Linked DNA regions of Homo sapiens: region 2 is linked to region 1. Evidence: read pairs that join two places in POLR2A ChIA-PET (ENCODE). Cell type or tissue: CD4-positive, alpha-beta T cell. All regions are shown on one strand. Each heading gives the region's core, and the rest is flanking DNA. Links, peaks and the distances in the headings are about the cores only. Region 1 overlaps MYH7B (myosin heavy chain 7B). Region 2 overlaps MMP24-AS1-EDEM2 (MMP24-AS1-EDEM2 readthrough).

Region 1 (5,364 bases), core at 190-5,189:
GCCAGGTCGTCCACCTCCATGCGCAGCTCACTCTTCTCCTTCTCCAGCTTCTGCCGCACCCGCTGCAGGCTGTCCACCTGCTCCCCCAGCTCCGCCGCGCCCTCCGCCTGCTTGCGCCGCAGTGCCGCCACTGTGGCCTCGTGCCGCAGCGCCGCCTCCTCCAGCTCCCGCCGCAGCCTCCCCAGCTCCGCCTCCCGCTTGCGGCAGCCCTCGCGCTGCCCCGCGGATGCGCCGCCTGCCTCCTCCAGCCGCTCGCTCAGCTCCTCCAGCTCCCGCGCCGCCTCTGCACGCTGCTTCTCCACGCGGGCCCGGGCTGCCCGCTCTGCCTCCAGCTCCTCTTCCAGCTCCTCCGCCCGAGCCTGGGGTGGGCACGTGGGGCAGCTGTCACCTCTGTGGGCCTCTGACCCCAGGCCTCACCCACCCGATCCCCACGCACCTGCAGCTCCTTGATCTTCTTCTGCATCTGGGCCCCCAAGAGCTGCTCGTCTTCCACCCGCAGGCTCAGCTGGCTCAGCTCGGAGTCCTTCCTGGGAGCCACAGAGTGGGTGGCCAGCACAGGCCTTAACTCCCACCCACCCGCCTGGGACCCCATAACGCCCCCCAGTCCCCTTCAGGCCCTGAGGGACCTCACCCCATGCACCTGCTGCACTGGGCCCTGAGGCCTCAGCCCTGGACCCTGGCTAGGGCCCTCAGTACAGGGAGGGCAAGACACTACCCCTGCACCCCAGTGCCCCATCTGTCAACCCCCACCCTTAACCTCTGCAATGCCGCAGGAACCACAAGAATCCAGAAGGGAACAAGGGCCAGGTGCAGGCTCAGAAGGCCCCCACCTGCTGCCCCACCACACCTACTTCTTGAGCTTCTCCTCCAGCTGCTGCTTGTCTTGAGCAGCATCAGCCACCGACTCCTGCGTCAGCTTCAGGTCACCCTCCAGCTTGCGCTTGGCCCGCTCCGTGTCCATGCGCAGCTTCTTCTCCTGCTCCAGGGAGCATTCCAGCTGCAGAGCAGGCACAGCAGGGGTCAGCCATGGCCCAAGCCAGCCGGCACCCCGGCCCCGCCACCCAGTCTCGGGGTGGCCCTGACTCACGTCCTCCACCTGTTGCTCCAGCCGGAGCTTGGCCTTGGTCAGCGCGCTCACACGGTCCTCCTCGGCCTGCAGGTCACCCAGGGCCTGTTGGTGGGCCTCCTGCAACGCCTTCTTCTCCTTGGTCAGCCGGGCCACTGACTCGTCCAGCGCAGCCATCTCTTCCGTCAGGTTCTTCACCTGTGCCAGGGCCAGGGCCAGAATGGGGACGCCCTTCCCCGCACTCTGAGCGGCCACCACACCACACCAGGTCAGAGCAAGTGCCCCTTCCAGCTATGGGACTCAGGCAAGTCACTTGACTCCGAGCCTCCACCGCTTCTGCCTGAGGGAAGGACCCTCCTCATGGGGTTGTAATGAGGATTCACGAGTGGATGCACCCGCAGTGCTCAGCACCACACCTGGCCTGGTGAGAAATCCACAGATGCCAGCCATGTGCAGTATTAGCATGTGCTCAGGGCAGCTGCCTCCTAGTCCCGGCTTCCTCAGTGAGCACCTGTGAGAACCTAAGCTGCCTACCCCTGCCTCACTTTCCCTCCTGTGTAATGGAGTCCCTCCTCCAGCACTGGGAACCACAGGGGCCATCACGAGGGCTCAAGGGCAGAAGTCACCTGCGGGATGCCGAGCTGGGGACATGGAGTTCCTGCCCTCAAGGGGCTTGCACTCCGGGATGGATGAGGATTGCCAGCATGTGCTAAACACCTACCGTGTGCAAGGCCTAGGAGCGTGTGCTCAGTAAAGGCCAATTACACACATCACCACCTACCCTAATGGGGTAAGTGCTGCTAACCCCACTTGACAGATAAAGAAACTGAGGCCCAGGAAAGGCAGTGACATGCCCAGGGCCAGAAAGCAGAGGCTTAGCAGAGCCGGGGTGGGACCTGCAGCCACCTGGCCCCAAAGCTGGCCCCTGGCTCAGGGCCCTTCCCCACAGCTGGCCCGGCCCACACCTTGTTCTCAGTGGCTTGCTTCTCCTTCTCAGCTTTGGCCAGTGTCAGCTCCAGGTCATCAATGTCCTTCTTGAGCTCCGTGCACTCGTCCTCCAGCTTGCGCCGGCGGGCGGCCAGGTCAGCGTTCACCTCCTCCTCATCCTCCAGCCGCTCACTCAGCTCCTTCACCTTCCCCTCCAGCTGCACCTTGGACTTGATCAGCAAGTGGCAGCGCTCCTCGGCATCTGCCAGGTTGTCCTGCTCCTGGAGGGCACACGGAACGGGGCCAGGTTGGGGGAGGGCCAGGTAAACCAGCAGAGAGACACCAGGCCAGGCCCTGGAGAGGAAACTGCCTCTGTAGCAAAGTTTGGCTGTGCTCTGAGAACTCAGGAATGTCTTGACTCGCTCTTGGGCATGGAAGGGCAATAGCGCAGAGGGACACACCAGAGCATTAAGAGGGGAAAGTTAGAAGTGCGGGGCGGCCCAGAGTGAGGCCCAAACAAGGGTTCTGAGAGGGAAGCCCGCTGCTCACTGCCCCGCTGTTGGGCTGAGGCCTTCCGAGGGGCAGGGTGAGCAGCAGCAGCCTCTGCACAGCCACGGACGGGCTCCTGGAGGCAGTCCCTGGAAGGGCTCAGGTATCCTTACCCCCCATTTCCTTACTGTCCAGCTGCGTCACAGTCTCCTGCACTAGCAGGTGAGTTTTGTGACCACAGGGCCATCTCTGTCTTCCCACCAACGTTCCTCCTGCACTAGCCTGAGCCTGGCACACAATTGATACACAAAGCCATGTGCCGAAGGCAGGAAAGCTTGCTCTGTGGACCTGGGGAGATTCCAGACCTTTGATCTGTGCTCTCTGGCTATCACCCTGTTACCTGCCACCTGGGTTCCCATGGCCCTTAACCAGAGAAGAGAGCATGGGTCTGTTTGGTTTCAGGGATTGCAGGGAGGGGAGAGCTGGGGAGCTGGGGTTCCTCTGCTTTAGCGGGAGGCCAAGGTGGCACGAGGGGAGAGTGCCAGGAAACGTGCCAGACGAGGCCTTGGGGTGGTGAGGCTGGGACATGGAGGCCTCATCTCATGGCATCTTTGGAACAGAGAGACATAAGGCCTGAGCCCCATGGGTCTCGCTGTACTATCCCTCAGAGCAGCCAGGGGTACTCGGGGCTGGGGACGCCCGGTCACAAGGGGAACCCTGACTCACAGCCTGCAGCTGCAGGGCCAGGTCATTCTTCTCCTGGGTGATGCTGACGTGCGTCTCCTCCAGTTCCTGGCGCTTGGCCTCGGCCGCAGCCAGCGCCCCTCGCAACCCCCGCAGCTCTGCCCGCAGGGCCGCCAGCTCCTCCTCAGCCTGCGCCGAGCGCAGCAGCGGCTTCATCTTGAAAAAGAGCTTCATCCATGACCAGTTCTTGACGGCATTGAAGGCACGGATGTTCCACTGGATGGTGAACAGCGCATCCCTAGGGAGGGGCAGCCAAGCTGTGAAGGTGGCTCAGTGCTGCCCGTCACAAATGGTGACACTCAGCACAGTTCACTTGTTTTGCCTTCCCAGCAGCCTCATGGAGTAGCTCCTAATAGCTCTGCTTTATAGGTGAGGGTGAGGGGAGGCCCACAGTCCCACAGGCCTGCCTCCAGTGAAGGGGCTCATGAGCCCCCCATGTCCTGGTGGCCTCTGCAATTCCCGGAAGACACCAGGGCTGTTAAGCCACGGGGCTCTGGAGTCAGCGGCCTGGGCTGACGTGCCAGCTAGCTCTGGATCTCTGACACGGGCACCCTTCTGCTGAGTGGAGGCCATCACAGCGCCTGTTTCTCAGGACCGTCAGCGCTTTAACCAGGATAATGCAGAGAAAGTATCTTGCCTGGGGCCCGGCCCGCAAGAGTCTTGGAAGACACTGGGTGCCATCGCTACCCCTCCGGGCCACACGCTGATGTCCTGAAATGGAGAGGCAAGTGCCGTACCCCGTTTTTTGAGGTGGGGAAATGGAGGCTGGGGGACACAGAACAGAACCTTGCCCCAACCAGCCACAGGGGCTGATCTGACTACAGGGCAGCATGTTAGGGTTGGGAGAGCCAGTGGGTCTGGGAGCTGAGAGGCAGGGGACACACCCTGTCCCCAGCCTCCTTCCCACACCCACCTGCCTCCCAGCAGGCGCTGGTACTCAAGGCGCATGAGGCGGCCACGGCTCCGCGCCTGCAGCAGCGTCAGCACCTTGGCCAGGCGCTGGTCACGGAGCTCTTCCAGGACGCCTAGAAGCCCAGCCTTGAAGAACACCTGGGGGCGGAGAGGTAGACAGCCAGGGTAACCCCCAACCATCCGCATGAACCCTGCCCAGTGTGACCGCCACAGCCATGGCCAGCCCTGATCCCACAGTGCCCCGACCTTGGTGTGGCCAAACTGGTACTGGGTGTGATCCAAGTCCAGCGAGCCCAGCAGTTTCTCTGTGGCCTTCCTGCTGTCCATGAAGGTGTCATCCGGGATGGCACTGGGGTTCAGGATACGGTACCTGGGAAAGGAGGGCAGAGCTGGTCAGGAGAGGGCTGGGTATGGGGCACAGGCCACTGAGAATGGGGAAGTCAGGGACTGAGGAGGCTCGTGTGGGTAGCAGGGGACTCGTTCCTGGGCCTCTCCGAGGCTGGTGCAGAGGTTCCAGCAGGGCACATGCCAAACAAGGGGGCCAGGGATGCGTCACCACACTGGGACACTAGGGACACTCCACTTAAAATCCCTGGGGGGTTGGCTGGGTGCGGTGGCTCACGCCCATAATCACAACACTTTGGGAAGCCAAGGCGGGTGGATTGCTTGAGCCCAGGAGTTCAAGACCAGCGTGGGCAACATGGTGAAACCCTATCTCTACTAAAAACACAAAAATTAGTGGGGCATGGTGGCGGGCGCCTGTAATCCCAGCTACTCGGGAGGCTGAGGCAGAAGAATTGCAGAATCGCTTGAACCTCAGAAGGCAGAGGTTGCAGTGAGCCAAGATCCTGCCACTGCACTCCAGCCTGGGTGACAGAGCAAGACTCCGTCTCAAAAAAAAAAAAAAAAACACAACCTTGGGGGGATTTTAAATGCATTCATTAAGTTTTTAAAGAGGCTTTTTACAGAAGGCATGCACTATTTTTAAAATTTTTTTAAAGGCAAAAAATATTAGTAGAAGGTGACATGCTGTACCCTATCACTGAAGAAACATTTGGGGGAAAATTCTTTTTTTTTTTTTTTTTTGAGACGGAGTCTCGCTCTGTCGCCCAGGCTGGAGTGCAGTGGCACGATCTCTGCTCACTGCAAGCTCTGCCTCCCGGGTTCAGGCCATTCTCCTGCCTCAGCCTCCCGAGTAGCTGGGACTACAGGCTCCCGCCACCACG
Region 2 (5,364 bases), core at 71-5,070, 170 kb before region 1:
CTATGTCCTGAATGGTATTGCCTAGGTTTTCTTCTAGGGTTTTTATGGTTTTAGGTCTTATGTTTAAGTCTTTAATCCATCTGGAGTTAATTTTTGTATAAGGTGTAAGGAAGGGGTCCAGTTTCAGTTTTCTGCATATAGCTAGCTAGTTTTTCCAACACCATTTATTAAACAGGGAATCCTTTCCCCATTGCTTGTTTTTGTCAGATTTGTCAAAGATCAGATGGTTGTAGATGTGTGGTGTTACTTCTGAGGGCTTTGTTCTGTTCCATTGGTCTATATATCTGTTTTGGTATATCATGCTGTTTTGTATACTGTAGCCTTGTACTATAGTTTGAAGTCAGGTAGCGTGATGCCTCCAGCTTTGTTCTTTTTGCTTAGGATTGTCTTGGATACGGGGGCTCTTTTTTGTTCCATATTAAATTTAAAGTAGTTTTTTCCAGTTCTGTGAAGGAAGTCAATGGTAGCTTGATGGGAATAGCATTGAATCTATAAATTACTTTGGGCAGTATGGCCATTTTCACGATATTGATTCTTCCTATACATAAGCATGGATTGTTTTTCCATTTATTTGTGACCTCTTATTTCCTTGAGCAGTGGTTTGTAGTTCTCCTTGAAGAGGTCTTCATATCCATTGTAAGTTGTATTCCTAGGTATTTTATTCTCTTTGTAGCAATTGTGAATGGGAGTTCACTCATGATTTGGCTCTGTCTGTTATTGGTGTATAGGAATGCTTGTGATTTTTGCACATTGATTTTGTGGTGTTCTCTGTATTTCCTGAATTTGATTGTTGGCCTGTCTTGCTAGGTTGGGGAAGTTCTCCTAGATAATATCCTGAAGAGTGTTTTCCAACTTGGTTCCATTCTCCCTGTCACTTTCAGGTACACCAACCAAATGTAGATTTGGTCTTTTCACATAGTCCCATATTTCTTGGAGGCTTTGTTTCTTTTCATTCTTTTTTCTCTAATCTTGTCTTCTCGCTTTATTTCATTAAGCTGATCTTCAATCTCTGTTATCCTTTCTTCTGCTTGATAATTCGGCTATTGATACTTGTGTATGCTTCACGAAGTTCTCGTGCTGTGTTTTTCAGCTCCATCAGGTCATTTATGTTCTTCTCTAAACGGTTATTCTAGTCAGCAATTCATCTAACCTTTTTTCAAGGTTCTTAGCTTCCTTGCATTGGGTTAGAACATGCTCCTTTAGCTCGGAGGAGTTTGTTATTACCCACCTTCTGAAGTCTACTTCTGTCAATTCTTCAAACTCATTCTCTGTTTCCAGTTTTGTTCCCTTGCTGGCAAGGAATTGTGATCCTTTGGAGGAGAAGAGGCATTCTGGTTTTTGGAATTTTCAGCCTTTTTGTGCTGGTTTCTCCCCATCTTCATGGATTTATCTACCTTTGGTCTCTGATGTTGGTGACCTTCAGATGGGGTCTCTGAGTGGACGTCCTTTTTGTTGATGTTGATGCTATTCCTTTGTATTTGTTAGTTTTCCTTCTAACAGTCAGGCCCCTCTGCTGCAGGTCTTCTGGAGTTTGCTGGAGGTCCACTCCAGACCCTGTTTGCCTGGGTATCACCACTGGAGGCCGCAGAACAGCAAAGATTGCTGCCTGTTCCTTCCTCTAGAAGCTTTGTCCCAGAGAGGCACCCACCAGATGCCAGCGAGAGCTCTTCTGTATGAGGTGTCTGTTGGCCCCTATGGGAGGTGTCTCCCAGTCAGGATACATAGGGGTCAGGGACCCACTTGAGGAGGCAGTCTGACCCTTATCAGAGCTCGAATGTTGTCCTGGGAGTTCTCTTCGGAGCCATCAGGCAGGGACGTTTAAGTCTGCTGAAGCTGTTTCCAAGCCACCCCTTCCCCCAGGTGCTCTGTCCCAGGGAGATTTTTTTTTTTTTTTGAGATAGAGTCTCACTCTATCACCCAGGCTAGAGTGCAGTGGCACAATCTCGGCTCACTGCAACCTCCACCTCCTGGGTACAAGCAATTCTCCTGCCTCAGCCTCCCGAGTAGCTGGGATTACAGGCCCCTGCCACCACGCCTGGCTCATTTTTTTTGTATTTTAGTAGAGATGGTGTTTCACCATGTTAGTCAGGCTAGTCTCAAACTCCTGACCTCAAATGATCCACTCGTCTCGGCCTCCCAAAGTGCTGGGATTACAGGCGTGAGCCACCGTGCTGGCCAGGGGTTTTATCTGTAAGTCCCTGACTGGGGCTGCTGCCTTTTTTTCAGAGATGCCCTGCCCAGAGAAGAGGAATCTAGAGAGGCAGTCTGGCCACAGCAGCCTTGCTGAGCTGTGGTGGGCTCCACCCAGTTTGAACTTCCCTGCAGCTTTGTTTACACTGTGAGGGTAAAACCACCTACTCAAGCCTCAGCAATGGCGGACAACCCCTCCCACCACCAAGCTCAAGCATCCCAGGTCGACCTCAGACTGCTGTGCTGGCAGCGAGAATTTCAAGCCAGTGGATCTTAGCTTGCTGAGCTCTGTGGGGGTGGGACCCATGGAGCCAGACCACTTGGCTCCCTGGCTTCAGCCCCCTTTCCAGCGGATTGAACAAACCTGTTTTTTTTTTTTTGTTTTTTTTTTGAGACGGAGTCTCGCCCTGTCGTCCAGGCTGGAGTGCAGTGGTGCAATCTCAGCTCACTGCAAGCTCCACCTCCTGGGTTCAAGTGATTCTCCTGCCCCAGCCTCCTGAGTAGCTGGGATTACAGGCCCCCACTGCTATACCCAGCTAATTTTTGTATTTTGAGTAGAGACGGGGTTTCACCATGTTGGCCAGGGTGGTCTCGAACTTCTGACCTCGTGATCTGCCCACCTTGGCCTCCTAAAGTGCTGGGATTACAGGCATGAGCCACCGCGCCCAGCCTGCAGAGTGAACGATTCTATCTTGCTGGCGTTCCACGCACCACTGGGGTATGAAAAAAAAAAAAGAAAACTCCTGCAGCTAGCTCGGTGTCTGCCCAAATGGCCGCCCAGTTTTGTGCTTGAAACCCAGGGCCCTGGTGGCGTAGGCACCAGAGGGAATCTCCTGGTCTACAGGTGGCGAAGACCTTGGGAAAAGCGCAGTATCTGGGCCGTAGTGCACCATTTCCCAGGGCACAGTCCCTCACCGCTTCCCTTGGCTAGGGGGGATATCCCCTAACCTCTTGCACTTCCTGGGTGATGCGACGCCCCACCCTGCTTCGGCTTGCCCTCCGTGGGCTGCACCCATTGCCCATCCAGTCCCAATTAGATAAACCGGGTACCTCAGTTGGAAATGCAGAAATCACCCACCTTCTGCATCGATCTCACTGGGAGCTGCAGACCAGAGCTCTTCCTATTTGGCCATCTTGCCAGCAAATCCTAGATTTCTTAAGATGCACAAATATTTCCGTTGTGTTACAGTTGCCTAAAGTATTCAGGATCATAACATGTTCTACAGGTTTGTAGCCTAGGAGCAATAGGCTATACCAAGGAGCCTAGGGGTATAGTAGGCTACGCCACCTAGGTGTCGTAGGGCATCCACCATTGCTGAGTCTTGAGTAGGTGGTTTAACCGTCACAGTTTTTTTTTTTTTAAAAAACCTTATTTTTGTAGAGATGAGGTCTTGCTATGCTGCCCAGGCTGGTCTCAAACTTCTGGGCTCAAGTGATCCTCCCACCTTAGCCTCCCAAAGTGCTGGGATTGCAGGCATGAGCCACCGCGCCCAGCCGCTTTGCACTTTCTTTATCATGTCTTTAGATAAACAAAAGTTCCTAATTTTAAGGTGGTTATGTTTATCAACCTATTCCTTTACAGTTTGTACTTTTTGTGCCTTATTTAAGCAACCCTTCCCTAAACCCCAAGGTCATGAAGATATTCTGTTTATGTTCAAAGCTTTTTAGTTTTGTCTTTCACCTTGAGGTATGGTATGAAGTGGAGGTCAAGATTAGTTTCTTTTAATGGATATCCACTGTCCCAGACAGAACCAGTTATCAAAAGTTGGCCTTTCCTTACTGATCTGCAGTGGCATCTCTGACTTACAGTAAATATGTCTATTCTGTTTCAGTGGTCCAGTTGTCTCACCTGGTACCAATGCTCATTATCTCAATTAGTATTATTTCTTTTTTTTTTAAATTTTTTTTTCTCTTTTTTTTTTTTTTTTTTTGAGACGGTGTTTCACTCTTGTTGCCCAGGCTGGAGTGCAATGGCAGGATCTTAGCTCACCGCAACCTCTGCCTCCCGGGTTCAAGAGATTCTCCTGCCTCAGCCTCCCGAGTAGCTGGGATTACAGGCACACGCCATGACACCCGGCTAATTTTGTGTTTTTAGTAGAGACGGGGTTTCTCCATATTGGTCAGGCTGCTCGCGAACTCCTGACCTCAGGTGATCCACCTGCCTTGGCCTTCCAAAGTGCTGGGATTACAGGCGTGAGCCACAGTGCCTGGCCCTCGATTAGTATTATTTCATAATGTATTTATATCTTGTAGATCAAGCCTTTCCTCTTTGTTCTTCAAGAGTGTCTTAGCTATTTTTGAATATTTGAACGTCTACACCTAAATTTTGGAATCTTTTTTATCACGTTGATGAAGTTTTGGTTGGTATTGCATTTAGCATGTAAATGACTGGGAAGAATTGACATCTTCACAATATTGAATCATCCAGTGCATGATAGGGTGTATTTTTTTCATTTGTTTACATCTTTTTTGGTATCTCTCAGAGTTTCATAATTTTCTCTCTGAACATATGGCCCATCCTCTGTTAAGTTTTCCCCTCTAAGTTCTTCATATATACATACGTATATATATTTTTTGAGACAGAGTCTTGCTCTGTTGCCCAGGCTGGAGTGCAATGGCACAATCTTGGCTCACTGCAACCTCCACCTCCCAGATTCAAGCAATTTTCCTGCCTCAGCCTCCAGAGTAGCTGGGGTTACAGGCACACACCACCATACCAGTCTAATTGTATTTTTAGTAGAGACAGGGTTTCACCATGTTGGCCAGGCTGGTCTCAAACTCTGACCTCAAGTGATCTGCCCGCCTTGGCCTCCCAAAGTGCTGGGATTACAGGCATGAGCCACTGCACCCAGTCAAGTTCTCCATATTTTAAAAATATTATTGCAAATAATTTTTTTTTAAATCTCATGGTGTGCTTATTCTCAGCATATAGAAGTACTGATGATTTTGTTGCATTAGTTTTGTTTCTAGCAACCTTAATAAATTCTTTTGTTTGTTATAATAATTATTTTTAGACTCTTTTGGATTTTCTACATGCATATTCATAGCACCAATAGATAATGACAGATTATTTCTTCTTTTTTAATTTTTATAATGTTTGTTTCAACTTATTGTTCTGGCTATAACCTCTAGTACAATGTTTAACAGAGATAGTAATAGAAGGCCAGGCACAGT

Evidence for each region. Peaks named below come from ENCODE experiments on the same cell type or tissue, not always from the same donor. Only the 100,000 strongest peaks of a DNase experiment are listed, where the experiment ranks them.
Region 2: POLR2A ChIA-PET joins it to region 1 with 5 read pairs; 2 of 35 experiments call an interaction of 5 or more read pairs at or near these places.

Annotation. Positions count from the first base shown.
Region 1 is chr20:34,992,246-34,997,609 of GRCh38, reverse strand. It overlaps MYH7B (myosin heavy chain 7B), which reads right to left. Exons shown (of 45, transcript NM_020884.7): 25 at 4,385-4,508; 26 at 4,140-4,276; 27 at 3,209-3,464; 28 at 2,032-2,274; 29 at 1,088-1,264; 30 at 852-997; 31 at 437-527; 32 at 1-359. Among named protein-coding and RNA genes, the nearest start is that of MIR499B, 4.5 kb to the right of the region's middle. In CD4-positive, alpha-beta T cell, for the core only: no CTCF peak of the experiment used is centred there; no DNase peak of the experiment used is centred there.
Region 2 is chr20:35,158,614-35,163,977 of GRCh38, reverse strand. The region is part of intron 5 of MMP24-AS1-EDEM2 (MMP24-AS1-EDEM2 readthrough); the gene reads left to right. Among named protein-coding and RNA genes, the nearest start is that of PROCR, 11 kb to the left of the region's middle. In CD4-positive, alpha-beta T cell, for the core only: no CTCF peak of the experiment used is centred there; a DNase peak (open chromatin) is centred at 2,357.